Regions from separate parts of the Homo sapiens genome. Here region 1 is linked to region 2. A link is an interaction called in ENCODE POLR2A ChIA-PET data of the cell type or tissue named here. Cell type or tissue: PC-9. All regions are shown on one strand.

Evidence for each region. ChIA-PET counts read pairs that join two places held together with the same protein. Peaks named below come from ENCODE experiments on the same cell type or tissue, not always from the same donor. Only the 100,000 strongest peaks of a DNase experiment are listed, where the experiment ranks them.
Region 1: POLR2A ChIA-PET joins it to region 2 with 7 read pairs; 2 of 35 experiments call an interaction of 5 or more read pairs at or near these places.

The regions. Positions count from the first base shown.
Region 1 is chr1:106,765,290-106,773,289 of GRCh38, reverse strand. No RefSeq gene overlaps it. Among named protein-coding and RNA genes, the nearest start is that of LINC01661, 49 kb to the left of the region's middle. In PC-9, no CTCF peak of the experiment used is centred here; a DNase peak (open chromatin) is centred at 4,599.
Region 2 is chr1:106,709,412-106,717,411 of GRCh38, reverse strand. No RefSeq gene overlaps it. Among named protein-coding and RNA genes, the nearest start is that of LINC01661, 100 kb to the left of the region's middle. In PC-9, no CTCF peak of the experiment used is centred here; no DNase peak of the experiment used is centred here.

The sequences.
Region 1 (8,000 bases), 56 kb before region 2:
CCATGGAAGCTCACCTGGTGTGGGGATGCTGTGTGGGTTTGAACACTGAGGTCTCAGTAGTTCTTTCTGACCTATTTTCTATGCAGCCTCATGTGGTGCAGCAGGCACTCATGTGAACATGATGGGATTATGGCAGGGCCTCAGAAGTGGAGAAAGTCAGTTGCCACCAGCCCCCAGGGCTAGACAAACTGTAGTAGTGGGTCCAATTTCAAAATGGCACTGAGCCATAGTAGCTAAGGTTGTGAAAGTGAAGGTTGATGAAGATGGGCTCCTACTTTGAAGCAATTCAGCTGTGTAAACTCACACTTAACCTCCAAACTGGAATTGGGATCTGTGAGGACTGGGGAACTACCCTGTAGCGAGGGTTGTTGGCATTTGTGGTAGCAATGGGGACTGTAAGGGATCTCTAGTTTACCTTTTCTCCACATAAAGAAGTCCCCGCTGACTTCTTCAGCATACTTCCTCAGTCTGTCTAGTTGAAATATATGGAGGGATGATTGCCAGGTAACTCTACTTGACCATTTTGCTGATATCTTATGATGAGTTATCATATCTATGGGATATTCACATCAGAGGTCTGGTAAGTTATTGGACACCTGGTTTTCATGCTCAGGAGAGAGAGTGGCCTGGTAAACAAGTTTAAATCAAATAAGTATTGAAAGAAGCCTAATGGATTGAAAGGAACCACTAAGGAAAAGTTATAAGTAGAAGATAGATAAAACACACCAAATGAGCAAGTCCCTTGAAAAAGAGGAGAAAACTGTATCTTAAGTGGAATTGGAGAGGTTGGGATCACTCCTGAGACAGCAGACCACTGCTTTTTTTTTGTTAGGATGGAGGAAGACGTGCATACAATAGCAAAGTGGAATACAGAACAATGTCTTAGAAATGGAAGAAAATTCATTCCTCATTCTGCTATAATTTTTAAATCTTTATTGTGACAGCTATTGATTATGTAAGGTTTGATGCATATAATAATAAGTAAGTGATTTATGGAGGTTTCAAATTTAAATATTCAAAGAAAAACACGTTACTTTATAAGAAAAGAAAATTGACAAAAGTGGTGTAAGTAAAGGTCTCAAAACAATAGAACAGTTGAAAATACTTGATTAGATTCTAAATGAGGTTAAAAATGCAAAAAAATCCTTAATACAAAAAACAGCCAAAACAAAACAAAACTAGCATTATACTAATTGTAAGAGAAAAAAACTAAACAAGAATATAATTCTGGGTGAACTAGTAAATGATGAAAATTTTAGTTCAACACTGAAGACAAAAGATAAGGTAATGTTTTAGAAAGTTTAGATTTTTCCATTTATTCAGTTCATTATCAATATATATCAATAACCTACTATGTATCAGGAACTTTGACAAATAAGAAAGGATAAAACATTAAGAAACAGAGGTTATATTTATTATTTAGCTCCCACCAAAGTCATGTTTGACTGTATAACAACATCCTCACCACATTCTTGGTAATAAATTTCTTTCTTTTTTTTTTTTTAAACAGAGCCCTCCTCTGTTGCCCAGGCTGGGGTGCAATGGCACGATCTTGGCTCACTGCAACCTCCTCCTCCCAGGTTCAAGTGATTCTCCTGACTCAGCCTCCCAAGTAGCTGGGATTACAGGCATGCGCCACCATGCCCGGCTAATTTTTGTGTTTTTAGTAGAGATGGGGTTTCACTATGTTGGCCAGGCAGGTCTCAAACTCCTGACCTCAGGTGATCCACCCACCTCAGCCTCCCAAAGTGCTAAGGTTACAGACATGGGCCACCACACCTGGCCCCGGTAACACAAATTTTAAGAATTGGTTTAAATGATAGGATATTTTACCTATTGAGCATAAACCAAAATACATTATATGATAAGAACAGAAAGGTACACACACACAGGTACACAAAATAGCTTAGATTACTTGAAAAATAGGTAAGCAAATGACTGAAATATAGGTAATTTTACTTACATACAGCCAGCTGAGATGGCAAATGCTTATCTATGTATCTGAATACCGATAAGGACATATAGATATGGATATAGGAAAGTATACATGAACTATGTTATCATTAATAAAATCAAAGTTTATCTTATTAGTCTGTTTTCTAAATATTATATTTGATCACTCCACATGTACAAGTATTCCATGAGAGAGAAACCAACCTGTGAATTACACTGTCAAGCATCAGAGATTAAATTGATTTGCTCTGTAATTCCAGTAAAGTACACACAGGAGAAATAATATGAAAGTATTTAGGGAGGTAAATGATAATGGGAGGGTCTTGACAGTTTGCTCTTGAAAGCAGTAAAGCAAAGCTAAGGGGAAGATTCATATGCTCTCTAGTATAAAAAAATTTTTTTTAAGTAATCAAAAGTTTAATTTTTCCCTCTGGCAAAGTAAGCAACTTCACAGAATCCTTTCTGAAATAATGATGAATTATAAATAGGTGAACTTGAATAATGATAATCAATTAAGTGAAAAGTCTATGACCAATAAAAATGTGTAAGTGGATATAATTCATTGCATTTAGCTAGTTTCTGAAACCGAATCAAAGCTCATGATGTGAATTTAAAAAACACATAAAGATTAGTCTCCTTAAAATGAGAATTGGATGTATGCATAGACATAAATATACATTCTATACATATATAAACACATTTCTATAAAAGTTGATTGTCTTTTTGTTCAGAGGTGGTTTTATAAATATAATAGCACTCTCATGGTTAATATTATATAACTGGAGCACTTAGAATTTTTTAAAGTATTTACAAATCCACCCCACAAAAACTTTTAATAAATAAACCTAATCATGCAGTCAGTCTTGGAATTTTATTTAGCAAATAATACTCATCAGAAATTTATTTTGTCAATTTTTATAGAATACCTTTACTGATAATATTTCCTAGATGTAAATTTCTTAAAAAGTAAAGTTCTTTTCAGCATTAGTCTGACTGTCCCACCAATGGCCTCTTGCCTAGGAGGAGGAAATGAGTAAGAGTTAGGAAGGCTATGCTTAAAATCAAATGCCATTTTGAAAAAAATAACTAAAAAAAAAAATCCCTTTTCCTTGAGAAATAATGACCACATTACCTGACTGGGCTAATGCCTGGAGGGGGATAATGAACTGTGCTTGAAGAGTATCTGCTCAGTTCACGTCAAGGAGGTAAGTGATAAGATAGGAAGCCTTTAGCCTACTTATATGCAAGTTCTGTACTTCAAACTAGGTCAGGTATTATTTCAATTTAAAATAAGGAGTGCTCAAGAACCAGAAATTTTCTGGAAGAATGCTTAGAAATGTGTGACATGCAGACACACTCCTGATGAATGTTGTGACGCCTTTTGGCTTTCACCTTCATTAGCAGTAGCCACATGATGATACTAGACGTTACTCTTTTAGAATTATCTCTTTCATACCAATCCTATTTTTGCTTATTGTTTTGAGATTATAATAATAGTTATCACCTTCTATGTTCTGGGAGATGTAAATACTATTATAAATACTTGTACCCTATTTTATCAAGTGTTAAAAAATGAATAATAGGATGGGAGGTAAATGTTTAAGAATGTTACCTGCACTTATCTCAGCTTTCCACTCTACGTTGTATAATGGTTTATTCCTAATTATTTAAATTCAGGTGTAGGTTAATAGAATTCATTCTTCCTAAGATTTTTTATACTACATTTACCACATACTTTCCATTTAAATAATTTTTATCTATCTGAGCCTAAAAATAAGAATATTTTTCTTATGTGTAAAAAATTACTACCCTGTAGGCTAATTAGGATGGTTTTCTGTATTTTTTTCTATGAGTTTAGAAAAAAATAAGAGTCACCGTGACAAATACAAACTCAAAAATAGTTTAATTCAAAGTGAAATTCTTATGGAAATGATGTCTTAAAAAGGAAACATTGCTTAGAAACAGATTCTCATATAAGTCTGTCTTTGTGATAATGACACTTATATGCATTCTATAGTGGAATCTATTTTTCTTTTTCTATGATATTCATTAAGATTTGTTTAAAGAAATTATTCCCTACCTTCAACTAATTTGTTAAGAATAACACATTGATTTACTGGTGCTTATATTAACTCTTACAATTCCATTGCAAAACAGCAAAAAGCATAAGTTCTGTTTTACCTTAATAGGGTTTGCAAAGTCTTAGGTATCCATGGGGTTTTGAAATGTTTTTTCTGGCAATATGTGCAGCACTTTTTGTTATATGGAGGTGCTGAAGATTGAAAATTCATTAAAGAAATTGGAGTGGAGATTAAAAAATTGAGAGGATTGGTAAATAAATTTTTAAATACAAATATAAGCTATTATGGGATAGTAATAGTAATAATAATAATAAGAATGTCTACTTTGGACATATATTTCAACAGAATTAGTAAAGCATTTGAAAAAGAAACACATGGGGCTGTTAAGTCAAGAAGATTTTTTTGATCTGAAGTTGAGCAAGGTGTTCTAACATTTTGCCTTGGTATTGAAAACAGCAGGGTTGACTACATGCTGGATAAAAATATTTCACTATTTTCCATTAGACAGGCTTCACCAGGGCACTATCAAAGACAAGCTCAACACTTTGTGGTCAAGCTTGAAAAACAGCATTGCAAAATGACAAAAATCTTTTCATAAATTCCAAGTGAATCATGGTTTAACCATTTACCACGTGGCCTTCTATAATATAATACATTATTCATATCAAACAGAGAAAATAATTCATAGCTAGTCCTATTTTTTAATTTGTCAATTGAAATGCTTGGTTTGATTTAATTGATCTCGGTATTTTTTGATGGGAGTCTAGGGAGAGCTGGAGGAAACTGCTTGGTGCGTTATTAATTCTCTGTATCTTTATTGTAGTGCCAACACTGTTTATCCCATTTTGAATTCTCCAGGTCTCCATCTCTGGCAGTGACAGTGGTCATGGCTTTTGTGGCTCCTTTTTCAATTTCTTTTTCTCCTGACTCAAAGGGCAGGGTGCAGCTGCTGTTTATTTCAAGGCTGAGTAAGGGATCAGTTTTTGGAGGAACTCCAGTGGCTGAGAAAATGTCCCTCTCTCCTTTATCATCAAATGTCTCTCCTTGAGGAAGTGATCAAGATCTAGTCACTCAAGAAGCTGAGACTTTGAGATTGTTCTTTGGCCTGACAATCTAAAATCCTTTGCCGCCTTCCTGGACAAGCCAGTCATGATCTATTTTTAAAGTCAAAACTTTAACTCTTGCTTAAATCATTCAAGCACAGCTTCTGAGTTGTAGCTTTTGGGCAATAGTAGGGTTTTGTTTGTTTGTATAGAATTCTGTGGATGTTAATGCCCATTTTTTTGCTCTGTCATATTTCATTTCTGCAAATTTCCATGATGTATATTTTTATACAAATGTAAAGGGTATAAAAGATCACTTTCAGGTAATCATGAGTAGTCAAGTTATTACATGACATTTTCATACCTAGAATAATCATTTTTCTTTTAATCCCAATAAAAATCAGCTATTCTTTTATATAAGTAAATATTATTTTATATAAGCATGTTTTCATGCTTCTTACATTTTTATTCTATTGATTTCCAGTGCCAGATTTCCCTTTTATCAAGAGACACTCCCCATCAATTGCAAACTGTCAACCAAGCTTACAAAATGTTACGTCCTTTCCATCACTGAGTTTCATTCAATTAAATACATCACACATCAGAAGTAGGAAGCATACCACAGAAAAATAATACAGAAGCAGGGATTTTGTTTTTATTGCCTGCCTTGAGAGTCAATCCAAATGAGCTAGATTAAAATGACTTTGCTGAGACATGTCTTTTCAAAAATAATCTCTGCAACTGGATGAGTATAATTCACACTTTTGGTAGAGTTGCACTTAAATATTTATTTTGTCAAAACGTATGATTCAAAGTTTTGTAGTGCTTTCTTGAAATACATTTCATCATTATTTCCAACTCCTTCAGCTTATTTGCATAGTTCTTTGTACCATAAGTCATTATAGAAGTAAATCTTTCAAATCCTCATATTAAGGCTGAATGAACCAAGCCTCATAACTGTCAAATAACTTGCTCATGGAATCATATAACCTGCAAGGGACAGAGCTGGAATTTCTATTTGGACTTCTAAATAAGCATAGTATTTTTTTTCCTACCATATTCTAACTTGTTTGCTCTAATATAAGGATCATATATCTCATGATGTTTTTTTAAATGGTTAAAAAGGAAAATAAGCAACAAGAATGGGTTCTGTTGTGGCCCTAGGGTTAAAAATAATTTGTGTGATTTTTCCCAACAAGATACAAAGTTTCATCTATCAGCTTTAAGATTTCCACATAAAACAGTCTGGAGAAATAGGTAAGCACTATGGTGAGACTTCTGATATCTATGTCTCATAAAGAAAACTATGAAGTTGAGATGTTTAATTAGCAGAACAGAAGACAAAGAAGAGATATATTTGTTTTAAAGCATTCAGAGGGCTACAATGTGTGAGAAAGAGTTATATTTTGTTTTTGTTGGAGAAATAGAACAGGATCATTGCGTAGAAGCCACAGGAGGTGAATCTGAGTTCAAATATCTGTACCATTATAAATGATAGATGATAAATAAATGGATAGATAAATAGGAGTTACACATTACAGTGAGTGTAAGTTTGAATAAGCTTCTTTTCTACCCTAATTTTCTATTATTTTATTGCTTATTGATTTTTTTTGGCAAAGCAAGCCACCTAGTCACATCTGAGTTCACAGAATAGTGAATTAAAATGCTTCTTCAGAGAGGAGGAGGAAATATAATATGAACAATTATATGTTCTAAACATGCTCATTGTAGAATTTTCTTTTAAAGTTTTTATTGCATTTATTTTATTTGATGCTAATGTTATTCACTTTAATATTAGTGTTTTTCACATGTTTTGAAATTTTGGTGTACAGACTCCCACCTTAAGTTTTTTCTTTTCTCTTTTTTTCAGGCTCAGTCCAATCTTAATCTGTGCAAGAGTTTTCAGTTGCCTGCACCTAAACACCTGGGATCTCTAGGTCAGAACTGGCTCATTTTGCTTCTGCTTCATAGTGATATTGAGGATATTGCATATTCCACTGATGAGCCAGTGTTCAAGTCTTGGTAATGTGAATAAATTTGTATTTGTCATATCTTAAGTATCAGAAAGCATTTGGTAATTAAAATTATTTTCCAAAAATGCTCCCAATTTTCTTCACATCAATCATGTTTAAGAATGCATGTCACAAACTCTACAAAATAAAATTTTTCTAAATTCTCTATTAAGAGATTAGAAAACGCACAGAGATTCCAATCAGTTCTTCTCTTCATGTCATGGTCTGCTCACATTGCTCCATGAAGGACTCTCTTGTTTTACTTGTTTCCCACTTCACCAATGCCACTCTTTTTCCTTTTCCTCTCCTTTACTACAAATGCCTTTTCAAATTGATTTGAAATATATCCTTCTGCCTCCCTGAATATGTACTTATCCTTTACAGTGTTGTTTTATGTGTATAAGTTTGTAAATAATATATATAATTTGCAGGGACATGGAGGAAGCTGGAAACCATCATTCTCAGCAAACTAACGCAGGAACAGAAAACCAAACACCGCATGTTCTCACTCATAAGTGGGAGTTGAACAATGAGAACACACGGACACGGAGGGGAACATCACACATCGGGGCCTGTTAGTGGGTGGGGGGTTAGGGGAGGGATAGCATTAGGAGAAATACCTAATGTAGATGGTGGGTTGATGGATGCAGCAAACCATCATGGCATGTGCGTACCTATGTAACAAACCTGCACGTTCTGCACATGTACCCCAGAACTTACAGTATAATATATATATGTAAACATATATATTATATATACAAAGTTATCTTTGTATATCATATATATACAGTTATCTTTGTATATACATATATATATACACATATATATGTGTAGTTATATATATATATATATATATATATATATATATATATATATATATAGTCATCCTTGTTTAAAAGGCCAACACTGTA
Region 2 (8,000 bases):
TCACAACTGTGGTTTTTTAAAAGACCGTTTTGAATAGTTATCTGATTATTTCCTTGGAGTAAATTTCTAAATATGAGATTATTGGATCAAATAAAGGATAAGCACATATTAAAGACATTTTAATCATTTTTATAAATTTCTGTTTAGTCCTTGGTCCTGTCTTGCCCCTATGGCCAACACTTTGCCATTTGTCACATGTACTGTGAGCCCTGCAGTACATGTTTTCTCAGCAAACAGTAAAATTCCAACCTTGTCATACTGCTTTCTTAGCTATATAATTTTAGGCAAACAATTTAAACTTCTCCCTTTTTTATCTTTTGTATTTTTAAATATTATATATGTATAAAATTTATACTTTATTGTACATGTTATGCATTTTTTATTCCTTCAGTTTCTTTGTTTTCTATAAATTTCTTTCTCTTTTTTAATTGGGGGAGCTGCTTTTGCAGTCTTGTTTTAGATTTTTAATAGTCAAATTTACTAACCATCATTATTTCTGCCTAGATATAAGCATAAGAACTTTTGGTTAATCTGTTTAACTTTTTGCTTAATCTTTATTTTTTTTCAACAAAAAACTGGCCTAATATCAACCTATTCTTTCTCTACTGATTAAAAGTGCATTTCATTATGTACTTAATATGAGCATATATGTGGGATTTTGGGATTCTAAGTTTCTCTCTGTTGATGGACCTGTATGTATCTGAAATCGTTTTACACTATTTTATTTGCAAAAACCTTCTAAAATGTTTTGATATTTAGTGGGGCAAAAGTCTTTTATTACTACTTTTTTTTCAGAAATTTCGGGCTATTCTTATACATGGAAATTTATCCTTTATTAATGAATATATTTTAGCATAACTTTAAAAAATTATAACAGAAGGACTTGCTCCTTATGAGAAAATCAAATATTAATCAAATACACAGAGTGGAAATTCTCATCTCCAATTTTCCTCCCTCCCTTTACCTGTTTTAGGATTGTTATTAACAATTTTTTGTGTATCTTCTGTACATATACAAACTGCAACTTGCTTCTCAATTAACTATGCAATGTGCTCCTTCTATATCAGTAAATTTGTATATAACTTATTCTTTTAATTGCCTACATTCATTTCCATATTATAAAAATATTGACAATTATTTATTCATAAGTGATAAATTTCTAGGCTAACTCTAGTTTTTACTATTTACATAGTGAAGTAAATTGTTTTACCTATGTCCTTGCATATTTTTGCCAATATTTATGAAGTATAGATACCTGGATATTCAACTGTAGTTGATATTCACTCAAAGAATATGCACATTTAACAGTTTTGTAGAAATTGTCTGTTTACTCTGTTGGTAGTTTCTTTTGCTGTGCAGAAGCTCTTTACTTTAATTGGATCCCATTTGTCAATTTTTGCTTTTGTTGCAATTGCTTTTGGCATCTTTGTCATAAAATCTTTGCCAGTTCCTATGTCCAGAATGGTATTGCCTAGGTTGTCTTCCAGGGTTTTTATAGTTTTCGGTTTTACATTTAAGCCTTTAATCCATCTTGAGCTGATTTTTTGTATATGGTGTAAGGAAGGTGTCCAGTTTCACTCTTCTGCATATGACTAGCCAGTTATCCCAGCACCATTTACTGAATAAAGAGTCCTTGCCTTATTGCTTGTGTTCATCAACGTTACAGAAGATCACATGGTTTTATGTGCATGGCCTTGTTTCTGAGCTCTCTATTCTGTTCCATTATGTTCTATCTGTTCTCATTATGTACAAAATGAGAGACAATATTTGCAAACTATGCATCTGACAAAGGTCTAATATCCAGCATCTATAAGAAACTTAAACAAATTTAAAAGAAAAAACCAAACAACCCTATTGAAAAGTGGGTAAACAACATGAACAGACACTTCTCAAAAGAAGACATATTTGTAGTCAATGCATAGGAAAAAAGCTCAATATTACTGATGATTGGATAAATGAAAATCAAAAGCACGGTAAGATACCATCTCAGACTAGTTAGAATGGCTATCATTAAAGAGTCAAAAATAACAGATGTTGGTAAGGTTGCAAAGAAAAGGGAATGCTTATACACTGTTGGTGAGGGTGTAAATTAGTTCAACCATTGTGGAAGACAGTGTGATGATGATGATTCCTCAAAAAGCTAAAAACAACTACCATTTGACCCAGCAATCTCATTACTGGGTATATACCCAAGAGAACATAAATCATTCTGCCATAAAGACATAAACACATGTATGTTCACTGCAACACTATTCACAATATATAAGACATGGAATGAACCCAGGTGCTCATCAATGGTAGATTAGATAAGGAAAATGTGGTGCATATACACCATTGAATACTATGCGGCCATAAAAAGGAATAAAAATATATGTCCTTTGCAAGAACATGGATGAAGCTGGAGGCTGTAATCCTAAGCAAATTAATGCAGAAACAGGAAATCAATAACACATGTTCTCACTTCTAAGTGGGACATAAACACTGAGCTCACATGGACACAAGTATGGGGACAATAGACACTGGGGGCCTACCTGAGGGTGGGAGGAGGGAGAGAAACAGAAAAATTAACTATTGGGTACTAGGCCTAGTACTTGTGTGATAAAACAATCTGTAAAACAAATTCCTGTGACATGAGTTTACCTATATAACAAACCTGCACACATACCCCTGAACTTAAATAAAAGTTAAAAAAAATTGTCAAATTGTCCCCCAATTTATATTTTCATCCAGAGTTAATAAGCCTGTTCATTCTTTACTCTTCCGCAAAAATTGAGTATTTTCAGTCTGATTCTCAATCTAATGTAAATAACTTATTTTTCATTCTGAATATGGTAAGAATGTGTCTTTATCTTTTGAAGTCCCAGGTTTCATGAAGATCTATCCTAGCTGTGTGTCTCTAAGTAAAATTTTATATATTATTTGACCATATTCCCTATTCTCTTATTTCTACCCTCTATTTGTGGAATATTTACACTGCTTGTGAATTTTTTATTGTATAGATATTGGATCTTTCAGATGTACTCTCTGTGTCTTAAATTTTCCTTATAATTATATATCGTTTTTTATTTCATACTGTACTGTGAGAATGGTTAGGCATATCTTCTAGCTTAATAATTCCATCTTGTATTGTTTGTTCTTCAACTTATTCTTTGTGTGGAAATTTTAAATTATTTCAATAATCATGCTTTTAATTTCTGAGAACTCTAATTACATCCTTCCTTGTGCTAATTATTGCTCATTTTCTATCATTTCATCCTTGTCTTCTTTCAACAGAATATTGGACGGCAATTTGCTCCGTTAAAAATATATACTTATTTTTCAGCGTTTTTCGTAGCTATGGCCAGTTGTGTTTTGGTAAATATTTAACAACTGGTTCTCATTTTTTTTTTCTTGACTGGAATGTGAGTATGAAACTGGAGTTAGGGACTGGGCGCGGTGACTCACGCCTGTAATCCCAGCTCTTCGGGAGGCCGAGGAGGGTGGATCCCTTGAGGTAAGGAATTAGAGACCAGCCTGGCCAACATGGTGAAATCCTGTCTCTACTAAAAATACAAAAATTAGCTGGGTGTGGTGGTGTGAGCCTGTAGTCCCAGCTATTTGGGGGGCTGAGGTAGGAGAATAACTTGAACCCAGGAAGTGGAGGGTGTGGTGAGCCAAGATTGCACCACTGCACTCCGGCCTGGCAACACAACAAGACTTCATCTCAAAAAAAATAAAAAAAGAAAAGAAGAAAGACAGGAAGGAAGGAAGGAAGGAAGGAAGGAAGGAAACGATTTAGGTCAGCAATCCTGTGATGAGGGTTGCCATTACTGAGGAGAGTAGTGCAGAAGGATAAAACTAATAGGAAATATTTGAAACATTGTAGAGTGCTATGACATTTAACTCTAAACTTCTTGTTGTGCTACTTCCTTTTAACAACCAAACCAATTCTCAAACTACTAGCAGTCTTCAATTTACACTGTAGTGAGGCTATAAAAATAATCATTAAATTTGAAACTATTTAAAGTAATCTTAGTAATCAAGGGGGAAAACTATAATTATTCCTTGTTATAAGCAGGTTCACTGTGCAGTGATTACCAACATGCTTGAGGCCAGTGAGACAGAACACACCCATATGCAATGCATTACGTGAAGAGGATTTACTACTTGCAGGTAGGCAGCAAGGGACTAAAGAAGCCAATGATTCGTTGTGAACCAGTCCTCCAGGGTCAAGAAAACTACCCAGGGTAGCATTGTTTCAGCTGCACAAGCCTTACTTGCACTGCAGCTGAGGGACCCTGAAAAACAGTCCATCCTGGGTTATATACCTCGGAGTCCACATGACTCACTGTGAAAAGCTTTGAAGGACATCCTTCTTCCAAGAGAGAGATGAATAAAGCCCGGGCTGTCCTGGGCAGGTCCTGTCTAACTCATGATATTACATATCCTTGAAGGGACAGGAACAAGGTTTATGCTGTTTTAGACAGTTTCTCCCTATCTCAGGATATTGCACCCACAGAACATTTTATATTTAATCTCTGGAACTACAAACAAGAAAGGGGGAAGAACTAGTTTGGTCCAAGGCCATCTGGAGAGCCATCCTGCACCATGATCTCTAGAAATTTTTGTCAAAATATTAAAAATTTCCTTAATGTCAGTTACAAATATATAGAAAAATTAAAAAAGAACATATATATATTTAACACATTTTAATTTAAAACATTAAAACATTGAGAATTAAAGTGTTTCATTTCTTTGTAAAAAACTTAAGAGAGTAGTTTGAGCAGTGTTCATCTTCTTGTCATGTAAGTTAAGATAGAGTGAGCATCTTTTCTATGTCTTTGTGAATTGTTATATTTTTTATTTTTAATTAATTATTGTTCTAATTGACAATTAAGAGTTGTATATATTTACAGAGTACAAAAATGTTTTGATATATATGTACATTGTAGAGTGGCTTAATCAAGCTAAGTGACATATGCATTACCTAATTTTTTTTGTGGCAAGAACATTTAAAATCTACTCTTGGCAATTTTCAAGTATAAAATACATTGTTATTAACTACAGTCACCATGTTGTACAGTAGCTCCTCTGCACCACTCCTTCTGTCTAACTGAAATATTGTATCCTTTGACGCATGTTTCCTCATTCCCTCCACCTCCCCCAATCACTGGAAACCACTTTTCTATTCCCAGTTTCTGTGAGTTCAACTTTTTTAGATTCCATGTTTACGTTACACAATTTGGTATTTGTCTTCCTGTGCCTGGCTTATTTCACTTTATATAGTGTTCTCCAGGTTCATCTACATTGTCACAAGTGAAAATATTTCTTTATTTTTTAAGGCTGAATAATATATAGAATTAAATACTATTCAGCCTTAAAAACTAAAAAAAGAAAAGTTTAAAATCTCTCTCTCTCTCTCTCTCTCTCTCTCACACACACACACACACACACACACACATTTTCTTCAACCATTGATGGACACATAGGTTGACTCTATATCAGCTATCAAGAGTAATGCTGCAATGAACATGGAAGTACAGACATTGTTTCAACATATTGATTCATTTCCTATATATACCCAGTAGTGAGATTGCTGGAGCATATGATAGTTCTATTTTAGGTTTTTTGAGGAACATCCATGTTATTTTCCATTGTATCTGTATTGATTTACATCCCCACCAACAGTGTACAACAGTTCCCCTTTCTCCATATTCTCACCAGCACTTATCTCTTGTCTTTTTGATAATAGCTATTCAACAGGGTGAGGTAATATCTCATTGTGGTTTTAATTAGCATTTCCCTGAAAATTAGTGATGTTGAGCATCACACTCAGCTTCTATGAGTTCATCTTTTTTTAGATTCCACACTTAAGTTAGATAATTTGATATTTGTCTTTATGTGCTTGGCTTATTTGTGTTTTTCTTCTTGTATTTTTGATCCTGCATTGTTAGATTGCTGTACTCCTATCTAAGTTTGAATCAGCTTCCAATATTTTATTCTCTACACTTCAATGTTTTGGAATATTCCTGAGAATTCCTTTAATATGATGTTTCTTGCTGGGACATCTTTATCTTTTTCATCACAACATTTCCTTCCTTAATGCAATAAATTTTATGTTCTTTTTTGATTTATAAAATTATGTTTAAGTTTAGTTAATTGATAATGTAATTTTCCTCCGTAACCTTAATTATCATTCTTCTACCAGGATTAATGATCCTAATTATAATAAGAATTTGGGTGGAGACTTGTACTCTGGTGGGTCTTTCCTTTCAAACACTATGGGAACACCTAAATGTGAGGGCTTCTTATTTGTCACAACATCTGAAGTTAGCCAAAGAACTCCCATCCCTCTAGTTGCAAAGTCTACTATTTAACCCTATCAAGAAATATGCTCCACATTATTTCAAGAGTTGATTTTATGATGTTCCCTGGACACAAACATCACAACAATGCACGTGGATTACTCAACTTATCAGGTATGAATGACATTGCTGACTACTTCTTTTCTTATTCTCATTCTATTTTGCAGGGACCTTGGGTCCCAGTTTCCTAAGGTAATTGCATTTTATTTAGAATTTCTCCCATTTTCCTGATGAAACTGCATGTTGTTTGGTACTCTAAGGTTCTCTTAGTAATCTGATGCAATTTTATTTATATTTTCAGATGATTCCTCAGTGTTGCTCAGTGGATTTTTCCTTCTTATGATTGTTTTTCTATTCATATTTTTTCTGTTTGTAATCACTTTTTGGTAGAGAAGAGGAACATGTTTTGCCTATATTGAACTGGAACCAGATGAACTTTAAAATTAGGTAATGACATTTTGAAAAATTCAGATGTTGAATAGAATTTCATGAATGCAGTACCTAAGGAAAAATATATTAAAGTTTTAAGTTTGCTATGGTATTGTTTTGCAAACTTCTTAGTATTCATAAACACTTAGGATTATATACTTAGCAAACATTTCCCATGTCACTAATATTTGAGAATACTCTTGCTACCACAAAAGCACAGTTAAACACGTAGCCCACAGGCACTACAAAGCAACCATGCAATCAAATCTACATAACAACCGGCTAACAATACGATGACAGGATCAAAATCATGCATATCAATACTAACCTTGAATGTAAACGGGTAAATACTGCACTTAAAAGACACAGAGTGACAGTCTGGATAAAAAGACAAGACCTAAGCATCTGTTGTCTTCAAGAGATCTATCTCACATATAATGACACCCACAGGCTCAAAGTAAAAGGGTGGAGTAAGATCTGCCATGTAAGTGGGAAACAAAAAAGAGCAGGAGTCACTATTTTTATATTGGGTACAACAGACTTTAAACTAATAAATATTAAGAAGGACAGTGAAGGGCATTAGTTAATGATAAAGAGTACAATACCTCAAGAAGTCTTAAGTATCCTAAGTATACACACACTCAATACTGGGGCCCGCAGATTCGTAAAACAACTTCTTCTTGCTCTGTGAAAAAACTTAGATAACCACACAATAATAGTGTGAGACTTCAGCCTCCCACTGACAACACTGGACGGATAATCAAGGCAAAAAACTAACAAAGAAACTCTGTACCTAAATTCAAGACTGATCGATTGGATCTAATAGACATCTATAGAACACTACAGCCAACAATGACAAAAAAAAAATACCCTTTTGATGTTCTAAGATAGACCACATGCTCAAGTCTCAAAGAATTCAAAAAAAGTGAAATAATACCAAACACAGTCTCAGACTACAGTGCAATAAAAATAGAAATCAAGACCAAGAAGAGCTCCCAAACTGCACAAATACATGGAAATTAAACAATTTACTCCTGAATAACTCCTGGATGAACATCAAAATTAGGACATACATAAAAAAAATTTGAAGTTAATGAAAATAAGAACACTACTTACCAAAATCTATGGGATGCAGCTAAAACAGTATTAATAAGGATGTTTATAGCCCTCAACATGTTTATCAAGAAGTTAGAAAGGTGTCAAATTAGCAATCTAACTTTTCACCTA